Linked DNA regions of Homo sapiens: regions 1 and 3 are each linked to region 2. The links are chromatin loops, found by intact Hi-C in ENCODE. Cell type or tissue: PC-9. All regions are shown on one strand.

Region 1 (5,000 bases), 170 kb before region 2:
TGCCACTGCACTCCAGCCTTGGCGACAGAGTGAGACTCTGTCTCAAAAAAAAAAAAAAAAGTAATTTGTCACATAGAAGAGGGAGTGTCAACTGCATTATACCTCCAAATGTAAATGATCCTTAAAGAATGACTGCATGAGGAATAAGGGCCAAGTGTCATGAGAAATGTGCCATGACAGAGTGTCACAGAGGTTTCAGAGGAGGACAGTCCTTCCACATGGAGGAAGTCAGTCAGTGTGCTTCCTGTTGGGAGGAAATGCTCCTGAGAACTGCCGTGATGCCCATGAGGATGCGAGTGTGTGTGTATGCTTGTGCACCAGCCAGGATGAACGTGCACAAAGAGCAACCTCCCTTCTCCCCATGCGAAACATATGGAGAACTTGGTGTGGGTTCTTCAACTCCAAGCCTGTGCATGAGACTCCAGATAATTGTCGGGATTGCACCAGGGGGAAGGGAGGGGGAAAATCAGAAGGAAAGGCTTTCCAATCTCCCCTGATCATTTGCTTTCAATCCAGAGAGATATATTAATGGTATGAGGATAGCGGCCTTCTCAGTCTAGACTCTGCCACAAGAGAACATGCCTCCAGGTCAATCAAGAAGGGGCCCTGTGCAGACAAGTCAGGCTCTGCACTGGAAGGTCAGAGGCAGGTGTGGTTGCCTTTAGGACCTGCAAATCTTGCAAGAGACCTCTGACTTGGTCCCTGATGTTCCACCCACATGCTGTCAGAGAGATGAAGGCAGCATGATGAAAGGACGCAGACTTGGTTCTATGTGGGATAAAGCCATGTCTCAAAGCCTGGCCCATGGTGTGTGTAATCAGGGCCCTGCTTCAAAAAGCAGATGATGGGCCCCACCCTAGATACATTGAATGAGATGCTCCAGAGAATGAGGCCTAGCGGTGTGCATATTTAACAAGCTCTCTGGGTGATTCTTGTTCACCAGGAAGTTTAAGGACTGAGAAGAAGGCTATAGACAGCCAGCCAGCTCCATCTGCAGCTCTGCTGTCCAGGTGTGACCTGTATTCATCTCAGTGCCAAATGAGTCATCACAGTCTGCAAGTTTTGTGCTGAAGTTGCTAAGAAATACCGAATTTAAGAAATATACAAATATAAGATATTCTATACATAGTAAAATATATAAGAAATTAGATATATAAGAATAGCTCCATTTTGAAGACTCTACTAAGTACTTACTTAATATAGTAACTGATGAATCTGTATTGTGAGACAGATTCTACCTCCTTCTCTCTCATTGTACAAGTATCACACTTGTAGCCCATTTTACAAGTGAGAAAACCCAGGCACAGGGTTAAGCATTTGCTCAAGACGTTAATAGCTATTGGATTTAAATGTGGAGGCAGGATTCAAACATGGGCCAGCTGACTCTGGGGCCATCACCTTTAAGTACGAGGCACTGTTGTCTCCCGACAAGTTAAGAGAAACTGAACTGTTCTGAATGCAACCTTGAGCCTGGAAAATATGCTTGGGCACATGATATAGCATTGTTGACAAATCTCAGGACCACTATGGGAAAGCAAGGGTCCTAGGCTAGACCGTGTTGTTTGAGGTTTATCACATTGCTTTTGCATCTCTAGACTTCCATTTGCAAAGCTGTATAACAATAGTCTCTGTGGCATTTTCTACCTTTTGAAATCTCTGTCCCAATTGAAGAGCAAATTAAAAATGGGGCACCAACAATATAGGTTAAGTCAGGTATGAATTCAGCAAAAGGTTCCCACAGTTCCCAAAGAGAAATGCTACATTCACCTGAGAACTTCATAAAAATATAGATTTCTGGATGCAATCTCTCAGGGAACTTCATTCAGGGCACCAAAACGTCTCTTAGGAATTTTGTCACTTTTGGATGATCCCGGGGTTGAGAACAATAACCTGCAACAGTATTAGGATTTGAAAACCTTGCATCCTTGTTTTGATTTTTAAGGTCAAGTCCTCACAAGCTTTTCAGTGAGAAAATTGTCCTTTTTTTCCTCTTTCTCTGTTCTTACCTCCCCCCTTCCTTCTCTCCTTCCCTTTTCCACTCTTTCCTCAAACATATATTGAACACATAGCAGGTGCTAGGTCTTATGCTAAGTTTGGAAAATACACCTCCTGCATGAATGGAATGTATATTGTGTGTGTGTGTGTATGTGTGTGTGTGTGTGTGTGTATTTATGTGTGTACATGCACACAAGAGCATACACCCTGAGAAAGCAAGGAGGCTCACAGAGCTATGTGTGCTGCCTTTTCTTAGCAACTTTAACTCTAAAGAGTCCTGGAAAACCCAGACTATTGACTAGATTGGAGAACGATGATAAGCTCCTTCTTCAACTACTCTTGCCGGGCACCCTCATGACTGCCGTTGGCTTCTCGGCCCACGAGTCTAATCACTTGTGTTCATTCCTGGCTTGTGAGTCACAGAGGAGTCATCCCTGACCCTGACCCATAAGAAGAATGGTCATTTATTTACCCTTTGAAACGTGACCAGGTGGCTCATTAATTTTGCAGCATTAATTCTAAGGGGAAATGAGATTCCAACCAGCGTCATTAATCTTGTAAAAATACAGCCACGAGAAGAGAGCATCGATAATCAGAATGTAATTTTCTGAGTTAGGAAGTGGTCAGGACATTGGTGTCAGGGATCCGGCACATCTAAGGTTTTCATGGCATTCTCGCCAATGGCCCAACCAGGTCAAGGCAATGGTTTTAAGCCTGGAAGAAAAAGACCACTTCAAAGGTTGTTGATTCCTAAGATAGAGCTTAGACCCTTCTCTGGCAATAATAAGAATGACATCTATTGAATCATTAATATCTGGTTGTTAATCATTCTAACTAAATACTTTTTTTAACCAATACAGGTCTATTTAAGATATTGGTTTATAAAGTATTGCTGCTCAGAGTGGCTCAGTGATGGTCAGTGAGTGACCTATTTATTCACATTAATACACTTTGTTTAACTGTCAATCTTTCCATAGCCTGTAATCTCTTAAAAATGATGATGATGATTTTCATTAAAGGAAGCTAAGTCTTTTTCAATAATTCCATCTACAAGCAAAACCTCTCCTAATTAGTTTATATCCTGTAAATTCAATCCCTTATTGCTTTTGTCTTCCACTGAAACTAAAGTATTATTTAACCAGATTTATTTTTTTGTCCAATTTATTTATCCTTTCTTATTTTCAATCATTCAGTTGCAGCCTTTTTCAAAATACATTCCTATTATCTAAAGCTTTGGAGGAAAATTTGCTGCTGAGAATACATACAAATATCTGACTTCGGTGTCACCTACCTTTTATAAGTAAAACAAGCAAACAAAAAACAAAGTAATGTGGATATATACCCTATCATTTTATAGGCCCAATTTAATCATTTTTATTGATAATATAGGATGTGGAAAAGGTCTTCAGTAGATTATGTTATACCTGCTCCTAATTATTCAAGACATGTAACTAGTTATATCATCTACCACCATGGAAAGAACGAAAACCAGCTAAAGAGGGCATAAAATTAATGTATGACTTCCATGTCACAAAAAGAAGAAATGACATTGGTGGCCAGAACGCAATGCTGATGAATGAAACTTTGGTTTTGTTTCATAATTGCCTGCATTGACATGAGGGACTGTGCATTTAGCCCTAATAATCAGATAAGAATCAAGAGGCCACTCACACGCAAAGTGACTTCAACAGATCTTTATTAAAAATCTTTTCTCAACTGCTTGGCTGTATTTCTTAACACAGAGAAAAGTTTCTTCTAAAAATACCTCCTTCTTCTTGCTGCAAATCAATTGCTATTATTTTCTGTCACCAACTGGCTAATACATAGATTGTCTCTATTAAATCCATAGGACATTAAACTTATAATATGGCTTATGACATGCGAGAGATTGTGTGTCTCCACAGATTGTAGGCTTCTTCTGAAAAATTTATCCAGAACAATTCTAAGGAAAAGGTACATTTCCAACGTTTTTGTGTACTGTGGTGGGAATAACAGCAACACATCTATCCATTCTTCAGAAGGTTCTAGATAGAAAAGTCTTCACATCTTTGTTTATGGATGTCTCAACATTTCCCCCGATACCTTCCTGTGTCCATTAATACATACTGATAGGCAAGACAAAAATAAATCAGTGCTATTTATTTTTCACAGGAAATCTCATTTCCACTAGGCATCTCAACGTGTTTTGACTTTTCTCCTTTGGTTAGAGTGTCTTCAGAACATATGAAAACTGTCAAATATTAATGCCAGTTATATAATTAATCTCACCATCAGCAAATTTTTGTAAAACTTTAAAATAGTTTTTTTTATATTTGCTGGAATCACTGAAACAGAATAAGTACTAAATATTGGCAAATTACTCTCCCATGAGGCTTTTAGGGTAAGATGCTCAGTTTGTTATATTGGTGAGAAGTATCTTGATGAATGTGTCATTTAACTCGTGTGTCAATGGCAAATTAATTTTGTTATAGAAGAAGAATCGACTTATTTTTAATTTAAAACATGAGAAATGCCAGCAGTCGAAGCGACTGTTGGTTTAACCACATCTTTTCTAAATTGGCAACACAAGGCAATGGTCTAAATATAAGTACTGCAATTGTGGTTTTGGTTTCAGAACCATTGCACAGTTGTTAGTTACCATAGTTGAGCAGAGGAAAAAAACTGCTCAGGGTAGGGAAAGGAATTTGCAGACTGCCACGGCAGGTTAATTTAGACTAATTTGGACCCCAATCATGAGAGTAACACATGTCCTCTGGAATTATTTTGCCAAGCTTGTGCTGGGTAGGTTAACAAGAAAAGAGTTCACTGGTTTTTAAAATAAAAAGAACAGAGAGATGGGCAAAGGTACTTAAAAAAATCTGATGCACAAACCATGTTTTCTAATTTAAAATACCTTAGTTGGAAGCCAAATCTTGAAATCTAGCTTTTGGATTTCAATGTCTTTCAATATGCCAATGGAAGCTGGGTATAACGATTACTACACAGATTTGAAATTAAGATTTGTG
Region 2 (5,000 bases):
GCAAGTAATCCAACTTTCTTTCCAACATGAGCTTAAACATGTTTGGAAGAAGAAAAATAACTAACTTATTAAGTATGCCATTTTATTTTGCTTTGATTGTTCCAGAATTAGTTAAAGATAGGGAAGATAGCCCCCAAAATGTAAATTATCAAATAATCATAAAAGTAAAAATATTGTGCTAATTATTTCAAAAATGACAAATCAAACTGGGAATTGACATATTAAGAACGACATTTTCTATGTCTGGAATTTTTGGAGAAAAAGTTACTATAGATTAGATAATGTTTGAATAACTAAAGCCTGATTCTTAGCAGAAAAATCTCTTTTGCTTTGAAGTATTTTAACTTAAATGTTTCTAAAATCTGCCTTACAAAAAGTATGTCCTATATATCAATTATTGTTCTGAGGTCCAATGAACAAACAAACCCAAGAATGCTGGAGTTTTCACTTAGGTTGGGCCCACCTCCAAGTCTCAAGTCTCAGCTCCTCTGAGGTGGAGACTGCCAGGCATTTGATGGCTGGCTAGAGAGGAAGAAGGAATAGGGCAGAATGAACACTTTCACTTTGGTCTTTAACAGAGGTTTATCTCCATTCATAGAAAAATGCTGCCTGTGACAAGCAGTCCCAAGAAAATTCCATCAAAAAGTGGAATTACACTTTTTGTGTAAAGTGGATGGCACACAGTCATGGTAGAATAAACTTCATAGCTGTGTGGAAAGGTGCTGTAGACAGAGGGGAATCCAATCAATTAACTTTCTGTGGAATGGAACCACTTTCTACAGGGATCAGGAGTAGAAAACAGGGAGGGAGAATGAAAGCCCAAGAAGAAAGGCTGTTTCCCTGTAGCCAAAGGTGGGAAAGAAACCAGATTGTCCCCTACAACATTAGGCAGTGACTCAGTGCAAATCCTCTGAAGGCTTGAATTCATTTTGACTATTATGTGGATACTCAAATGGCTAAAATGAAAACGTCTCCGTCCTTAGCAATATTTTCAATTCAAGATCTGATTAAAAAGCAATGATACAGTCAGCAAGGGCTGTGAAGACCTCTGAACAAGGTAATGCCATCAGAAATAATCGGCTTTTTACAGAAATGGAGCGAGGTTCCCCTACACACAGACTAAGTGTGTGTATGAGTCACAAGCCAATCAGAAAGAAAAAGAGCAGAAACAGAAGAAGTTGTTTAAGAACATAATACATACTTTCAAAAAATTAAAGTTGGCATGGAAAACAGTAGCAATTTGCTGGACATCCTTACACTTAGTTTGCAGGTCACTGGTGTTTTACTTTTGGATTACAAACAGGCATTACAGGGGCCACGATCATTTTTGTGTGAATGGCCTCTAGACATTTAAAGAAGAACTTGTTCAGAAAGCAGGGAGATAAAACTACAGGAGTGAGTAGACCACAACCAGCAGCAGAATTAGGGTGAAGAGAGCCAGGCACTCTCCTCGGACGCAAAATTTAAAGAGGCAACAAAACAATGCAGGAATCAAAATCAATCATGTTTTAATGTACTATTTTTTAAAAACCAAGATCAATGCTAAAAGTCATGATGAACAAAATATCAAAATTTTAAATAAAGATGGAATCAGCGTTCCTGAGCCTTAGGCATGAACAAGCTCAGCTCAGCACTGTTATAAATCCTGTCATTATTTAGACTTTGACAGTTTGTTCATCATAGATTTTTATGCATTAATTTTGATTTTAAAAATATATAGCATTAAAATATTATTTATCCTGATTACAGGCGTTTTTGTGTGTGTGTCCCCTTAAATGATATGCCTGACCTCACCCCAGAGAGATTTAGAGAAAGCTCCATGGATAACTGCTCAGGGCAGACAGAATGCCCGAGACACGGTAATTCACCGTCTGTAAAAGCCACCAAGACACCTGCGATGGTTTCTAAAGTCTTCCCACTTCAGTGTTCCTAAATTAGCTCTAAATACTTACTTTTTAATTCAGGAAAGAAAAACAAAAATCACTGGCAAAAGTCATAGAGTTAAAATAATATTGAGAAGGATTTCTAGGTTAATACCCTGACTTCCATTTCAGAGCAAAATTTTAAGTTTTCAAACAGATCTTTTCCATCTCTGAGATTCCTAAACTCTAGCATGTCTGTGAACTCCTTATTAGATATTCAACTTTCTAAATTCACAGAGACTAAGTTTCTCTATATATTCGGCTTGTAAATCAATGAAGAGTGATTATTTTAAAACAGCATAAACTAGCATTGTTTTTACTTTTGTTTCTACGCGCCAAAAAAGAGGAAATATCCCTTAAAATGAAAACAAGTTTTCTAGCCACAGGAAGAAGACAAAATTCAAGTAACTAAATTATACCTATAAATATTTTGGCTGATCGTTCTAGGGCTTGAAGTTTTAATTAATTGGAAATATTTTACACAACGTTCAGCAATAACATCTATAAACATATAAAATGTGCAAAACTTCTAAAATGGCCTGGTCGTTAAAGTGTTAAAGTATGTGCTAATGGAAGCATAGCGAGGGAGCTCTGCTGAAGATTTCTCTATATGTCCTCACTTTGCAGCATAGGAAAGATTGCTCTGCCACCTATTGGCCTTCCTTATGAAATAGATTTAATCTTACCTGGTAGCAAGCATTTACCTGTTCCTGGACTTGGAGAAAGCCTCAACTTAGCAAACTGCAAGCAACTCCATCTGGTCCTCTCTCAGGCTTTTGGTCAAGACTGGGTCCACCAAGGAAAATAGCAGGACTCCCACTGTCACCTCTGTGGACCCACTCTGAGAGGCAGCGGATTACTCCCCTCAACTGCACTTAAGAAGGCCACATATTCACAGCACAGTGGGCCAGAGGCTGTTCAACAAATGCTTGCTGGCCCCACCTGGACACAACCAGGAATTTAGGCTGAATTAACCTCTCATTCTCCGTACATGGCCTGAACACATTAAAAAAGGATGTCCTCCCCCGAGGTGTTTGGTGGACCAGGATGGCAAAGAAATATACTAATTTAGCTCATCACTGGGTCCCACCCAGGAAATTCTACGAATGTGCGTGAGTTTACTTTGACCAGGTATCTTGACCTGGAATTTCTTGAATTAACTAGAATGAGATGAACCTAGTTGGGATGGGAACATCTAGGACAAAATGATAATTCTTTTTCATTTTCTTTTTTTTTTTTTTGAGACAGGATCTTGCTCTGTCACACAGTCTGGAGTATAGTGGTGCAATCACAGCTCACTGCAGCCCCAAACTACTGGGCTCAAGAGATCCTCTTGCCTTGGCCTCTCAAAATGCTGGGATTACAGGCATGAGCCACTGTGCCCAGCCAATGATAACTCTTGATTTTCTTTTCTTGTTGATTAAATAGCACCAACCACTAAACTTTAACCAGCTGGGTCAAGTAATCAATAATATTTGTGTTTTTAGCAGGGAAATGACTAACATGTAGCTCTAGGCAGTTGACACAGTCTTCTTGGGTATCTCTACCTCCTGCCTACCCTCCCTATCCACAATGCCACCATATTTGACAGCTTCAATGACTTCTCCATCGAGCCTCTCTGGTTCTAGTCTCATTCCCCCACCCCAACATCACCGACTCCTCCTCTAAGCTGCTTCCAGAGCGGTTTTCCAAGATGCAAATCTGGTGACATCATTCCTTCGTTTGAAATTCTTCAGCAGCTCCTCATCCCCCATCAAAGGAACCTCAGATCTTTATCATGGAATATGTGACCTTCTGAGATTTTACCTTCCTTTCCAGAGTCCTTTCCCACCAATCCTTCATCAGCCTAATCAATACTAGCAGTGGGGTGGAAGGAAGATGAGAACTGGTATAGCAGGAATGCTAAGAGAAAGCATCTTTCACTTGAATATTAAAATATTCAAGGGAGAATGAAGTTTTAAAGAGTCTTTTTGAGTCCATTAACAAAGTTAATAGAACAGAAGAACATTAGATATATGAAAAGTCCATCCATGGTGTTGTGAATCCATCCTATGTACTAGAACCACAGGAGGCAGCTGCCTGGCACGTCTTTCAGAATTTTTCAGGACATAGTAAAATTATCTTCATCCTTTTGGTAGCTTCTATTTAAAACACAACTTCAAAGGTCTAATATGACTAACTTCATTTAACAAATCTCTAAACAAGGAAAATAAGGTTTGCAGTACCCTTTTGCAATGGAGAAGTATACAGAAAGATCAAAGTATTTCCAAAAGTATTATGGAGAATTATTTATGTCTTCTAAAAGATTATATCCCTGTGCAGTTTCCTATGATAAGGACCTGGATTAACTTTGTTCTACAAAGAAAGAAAGCCTGATGTATTATATGCTTTTCCACTGCCTCCTTAAGTGGAGCCAAAGAACAAAGCATTTTCCAGGAGGAATGAAGTTGTATCTGTCCTCAGAGCTGCCTAGAGATCAAAAGAATCTTTCTAGCAGTTTTATTGGAAATTTCAGAGGCCCTTAACTAATATTTAGCTTCATAAATGATGGGTGTTACAGGGTGGGAAAAAATTCCCACTTGTAAACTAATGGGTGGTTGTCAATCATAATTTTTGAAAAATGTTACTTAACTCAAATAAATATATTTCTGATTTCTCCTTGTTAGTATGATGGTTTTCAGTTTGTTTACAGGTAATCTCTCAAACCATTGCTTATTTCTTATCTGCCCAAAGGTAAATAAATTGTGGTAAAGCAGCATTCTATTTTTCAGATGGGAAAAACGTACAAATGAAACTCTGTGAGCCTATTCAACTCCTGGGGCTGCTATAACAAAGGTCCACAAACAGAGTGCCTTAAACAACAGACATTTGTTGTCGTCGAGTTCTGAAGGCTCCAAGTCCACCATCAAGGTGTCAGCAGGGTTGGTTCCCTCTAAGGCTGCGAGGGAGAATCAGTTGCAGCCTCTCCCTGGCTTCTGGGGATGCTGGTGATCCTTGTTCCTTGGCATCACCCCATCTCCACCTTCGTCTTCTCATGGCACTCCGTGTGTGTGTGTGTGTGTGTGTGTGTGTGTGTGT
Region 3 (5,000 bases), 440 kb after region 2:
GCTGTATTTCCCCAATGCCTGTACCCCCATTGTATCTAGGGAGTAACTAACTTACTTTTGATTTTACAGGCTCATAGGCAGAAGGGACTTGCCTTATCTCAGAAGAGACTTTGGACTTGGACTTTTGGGTTAATGCAGGAATGAGTTAAGACTTTGGGGGACTGTTGGGAAGGCATGATTGGTTTTAAAATGTGAGGACATGAGATTTGGGAGGGGCCGGGGCAGAATGACATGGTTTGGTTCTGTGTCCCCACCCAAATCTCACCTTGAATTGCAATAATCCCCATGTATCAAGGGCAAGACCAGGTGGAGATAATTGAATCATGGAGGTGGTTACCCCTATACTGTTCTCATGATAGTGAGTGAGTTCTCACGAGATCTGATGGTTTTACAAGCGTCTGGCATTTCCCCTGCTGGCACTTCTTCTCTTGCTTGCCACCACATAAGACGTGCCTTTCACCTTCCACCATGATTGTGAGGCCTCCCCAGCCACGTGGAACTGTGAGTACATTAAACTTCTTTTTCTTTATAAATTACCCAGACTCAGGTATGTCTTTATCAGTAGCATGAAAACAGACTAATAGAGGGTGTTTGCAATTCTCCACCTCCACAGATTTCTTGGTGTGTGAGATAAGAGCTATCAGTGAGAAAGGACAAGGGAGAGTTTCTAAAACTGTCCACCCCAGCCAAAACAGTAAATCAAAAATAACAGCACATTCTGGGGTAGGGGTTAGGGGAGGTTTGGATCTTAAAGCTTAGAACTATCCTTAAAGACCTTAAGGGTGCAGGGGTATGTCCCCTCTCATATCACCATTTAATTAATTTGGTCCCTGCAGAAACCAGACAGGTCCTGGAGGATGACAGACTCCTGTAAACTCAAACAAGTAGCAGCCCACAGCTGGCTCTGAAGCTTCCTTGCCATATGTTGTATCTTCACTAAAGCACAGGCCCCAGGTACATGCTGTGCAGCCTTTGATCTGGGGACTGTGTTCTTTTCATCTCTATCAGAAAGGAGGATCAGAAACAGTTCACAGTCACTCAGAACACACAACAGTATTCACTTAGAGCACTGACCCAGGGCTATATTAACTCTCCCTACCATGTCATCATATTGTCTGAGGACACCTGGGCCACTTGGACCTCTGCAGAACATCATCGTGGTGATGACACTTGTAAACCAGACCCAATGAACAAGAAGTGGCAAGTGTGCTGGGACCTTTGTAAGTCAGACTCATAAAATAAATAAAGAGGCAGGAAAAGTTCTATGAAGCTTCAGGGGCCTGCCACATTAGTACACTTTTAAAAGTCCAGGATCTGCAGCATGCCAGGATAACTTGGCCAAAGTAAAGAATAAATTCTACATTTTACTCCCCTAAAACAAAGAATGTAACACAACACTCTTTGGATTCTGGAAATATTAATTCCACAATTGGGAATATTGATCACACCCACATGGCAAGGGACCCAAAAGGCTGCCAGTTTTGAATAGGAACCAAAACAGCAAAAGGTCCAGGCTGCAAGGCGACTGGCCCCACAGCTTGGCCAAAGGACCCAGCAGTTGCTAAGGCATTAGAGGTAGTGGTGACGGAAAAAGATACCCTGTCGTGTCTGGCAATCCACATTGGCAAATCACAACTCAGACACTTAAGAGTTCTAGAGCAACACTGTGCCAACTATAGCAAGAACGATATAACTTTGGAAAGAACAGCTCCTAGCATGCTGTTGGGCCCTGGAAGACATGGCATATCTGACCACGGGACACCAAGTATCAGCCATTCATGATGAGCCAGGTCCTGTCACACCCACAAAGCCACACAGCTGGGCAAGTGCAGCAGTAATTGATGGAAAGATGGAAACGGTATATCCTCATCAAGGGCATAGCAAGCTATGCAAGCAGGTAGCTCAGACCCCATATTATTCATCATTATTGCATCAGTGCCTCTCTTGAGCTCACACCTATGGCCACATGGGAGGTCCCTTATGACCAGCCCATGGAGGAGGAAAATACCCAAGATTAAATCAGTAAGTCAGAGTATCATTGACCCATAAGTCAGCTGAGTTTGAGGATACAAGCCAAAAATAGCCAGTGACCGCAGTACTGCCTCATTCAGGAGCTGGCCTTGAATGACAGTGGAGAGAAGAAATCCAGGGGACAGAGCTTTGGACTATGCACACTACATACTGAAGGGGAATTGGAAATTGCTAGTATGTAAATATTATTAGCTTCACACACTTTGATTGAACTTGGGTAGACAACAATATCCCCAAATCTAGCTGAGCCTTAGAATCAACTGAGAAGCTGTTGAAGAATGTGCATACCTAAGCCCTACCCCAAAGTGACTCAAATAGATGCTCCAGGTATAGAGCTCAGAAACTGACATCTTAAATAAGATCCTTAAGTGATTCTGATTTTGCTGGTCCTTGGACTGGTACTAGGAAACATTTGTCTAAGCGATTAGCAATGCCATAACAAAAACAAAAACATTAATAATAAACGCAAACACATATAACATTATGTGCTTAATATATACTTACCTTTAAATTCTCACAACCACTCCAGGAGGTATGTATTATTATTAATCCCATTGCAGATGAGAAAATTGAAGTTAAGTGACTTACCCAAGGTTACAGAGTAAGTGAATGACAGAGCCAGTGTTTTAAATTAGTCTTACTCTAGAGTCTTTCTGCTTAACCATAATGCCATAGTGGAAAAGGCAGTCAATAAAGGAGAAGGGAGCTGAAAAATCTGTAATCCAAAAAGCACATACAGTATATAGGGCCAATTTCTGCATTTACCTAAAATGAAGACAAAGTGTTTTTCCAAATAATTTAACTTCAACAGCTGAATCTGTTTACAATAGCATGTGAGCACCACCTAGTGGCTCTGTAGGGCTGCTTGAATAGTAAGTGCTCTCTAAGTACAATCAGCTCAACAGAAAAGTTATTAAAATTTAGTAGATGCAAGTTTCCAATTCCAGAAAGACAAATTCTATGACTTCAAAAATGTTTAAAAACATAGTGAGACTATACAAATTAGGGAAAAGATCAAAACAGGTGAAGTCAAAAATAGCAATAGAACTGATTACATATTAAGGTTTGTTTTTTTTAGTGAAAATACAATAAAACATGAAAGACAAAAAGCCATATGCAAATCATTTTTAAGTTTAAATTCTGATAATGAATTTACTTCAGGTATACACTAAAAACTTTTTTTTTTTTTTTTAGATAGGGTCTCGCTCTGTTGCCCAGGCTGGAGTCTAGTGGCGCAATCTTGATTCACTGCAACCTCTAAAGTGATTCTTGTGCCTCAGCCTCCCGAGTAGCTGGGACTGCAGATGTGCACCACCATGCCCAGCTAATTTTTTTTTTTTTTTTTTTGTAGAGATGGGGTTTCACCAAGTTGCCCAGGCTGGTCTCAAACTCCCGGGCTAAAGTAATCCACCTGCCCCAGCCTCCCAAGGTGCTGGTAAAAACCTTTTGACTCATCACCTTTTCTAGGAGTGATCCTAATTCAGCATCTTCTTCCTGCCCAGGCATTAAGACACCATCTGCTCCTGCCTCTCTCCCAGGAGACCTCAAAGCAACCTAACGAGATAAAAAGGGCTGGAGATTTACAGGTCCACTTCCTGTCTTCTCTTCTTCTCTGATGTCTGTGAGGTTCATTTTCTCTCAAGATCTATTGAATCCAAATATACAGAGCCAAGGCAGGGCAACCTCAGTGACAGGCAGCATCAGTTCTGAGTACACACCATGGGGGCCAATCTGGGAGGTGAGAAGCAAAGGCTGGAAAGAAAGTAGCAAGGTCCAGGAGCAAGAGACGATGTTGAGGTCCCAAGAATCTAATTCAGAGCCAACGCCAGGACACAGCAGAGTGAGAAGACAGAGTGTGGTTCCATGAACAGAGCCTGGCCTCCATAGCCTCTGGTGAGGTGATCTTTCCAGGGCCTAGAAAGCATCAGCATTTCCTGGGTTTTTTTTGTTTTTTTTTTTTTTGAGACAGGGTCTCACTCTGTCTCCCAGGCTGGAGTACAGTGGCGCAGTCTCAGCTCACTACAGCCTCTCCCTCCTGAGTTCAAGCCATTCTACTGCCTCAGCCTCTCAAGTGGCTGGGACCACAGAGACACCCCACCATGTCTGGCTAATTTTTGTATTTTTAGTAGAGACAGGGTTTTGCCATGTTGGCCAGGCTGGTCTTGAACTCCTGATCTCAGGTGATCCATCTGCTTCTGCCTCCCAAAGTGCTGGGATTACAGGCGTGAGCCACTGCACCCGGCCATCAGCGTTTCTTAAAACGCCTACTCAAACTGATATGGTTTGGCTGTGTCCCCACCCAAATCTCATCTTGAATTGTAGCTCCCATAATACCCACGTGTGGAGGGAGGGACTTGGTAGGAAGAAATTGAATCATGGGGGCAGGATTTTCCTGCTCTGTTCTTGCAGTAGTGAAAAAGTCTCACGAGATTTGACAGTTTTATAAAGGGCAGTTCTTATGAGATCTGATGGTTTTATAAAGGGCAGTTCCCCTGCACACGCTCTCTTGCCTGCCACCATGTAAGAAGTCCCTTTGCCCTTCCTTCGTCTTCCACCATGCTTGTGAGGCCTCCCCAGCCCTGTGAAACTGAGTCTATTAAACCTCTTTCTCTTTATAAATTACCCAGTCTCGGGTATTTCTTCATAGCAGTATGAAGATGGGCTAATATATCAGCATTAAGCAGAAGAAAAGCTCTTCCGCAGGATTTACATGTGGATGAACCTCGAAAACACGACGCTAAGTGAAAGAAGTTGGATACAAAAAGCTACACGTTGTATGGTTCCATTTGTATGAGCTATTCATAAATCCACAAAGACAGAAAACAGACTGGTGCCTGTAGAAGCTGAGGGGGAGGAGGGAATGGGGAGAAATTGCTTGATGGGTCTGGGGCTTTACTTTGGAGTGATGGAAATGTTTCAAACTAGACAGAAGTGTTGGCCATACAACATTGTGAATGCAACCAATGCCA

Evidence for each region. Peaks named below come from ENCODE experiments on the same cell type or tissue, not always from the same donor. Only the 100,000 strongest peaks of a DNase experiment are listed, where the experiment ranks them.
Region 1: a loop joins it to region 2, with 13 times the contacts of the local background. A loop is called at or near these places in 2 of 110 quality-filtered maps.
Region 3: a loop joins it to region 2, with 8 times the contacts of the local background. A loop is called at or near these places in 20 of 110 quality-filtered maps.

What each region holds. Positions count from the first base shown.
Region 1 is chr21:35,230,329-35,235,328 of GRCh38, forward strand. No RefSeq gene overlaps it. Among named protein-coding and RNA genes, the nearest start is that of RUNX1, 180 kb to the left of the region's middle. RefSeq lists enhancers at 1,729-2,928, 2,204-2,498, 3,611-5,000. In PC-9, no CTCF peak of the experiment used is centred here; DNase peaks (open chromatin) are centred at 993 and 2,413; H3K4me3 peaks cover 398 bases; H3K27ac peaks cover 3,322 bases.
Region 2 is chr21:35,398,058-35,403,057 of GRCh38, forward strand. All of the region lies in intron 2 of LOC100506403 (a long non-coding RNA gene), which reads right to left. Among named protein-coding and RNA genes, the nearest start is that of MIR802, 320 kb to the right of the region's middle. RefSeq lists a silencer at 2,434-2,728. In PC-9, CTCF peaks have their summits at 2,578 (motif pointing left) and 2,785; a DNase peak (open chromatin) is centred at 2,564; H3K27ac peaks cover 2,190 bases.
Region 3 is chr21:35,837,516-35,842,515 of GRCh38, forward strand. No RefSeq gene overlaps it. Among named protein-coding and RNA genes, the nearest start is that of MIR802, 120 kb to the left of the region's middle. In PC-9, CTCF peaks have their summits at 2,871 (motif pointing left) and 3,071; no DNase peak of the experiment used is centred here.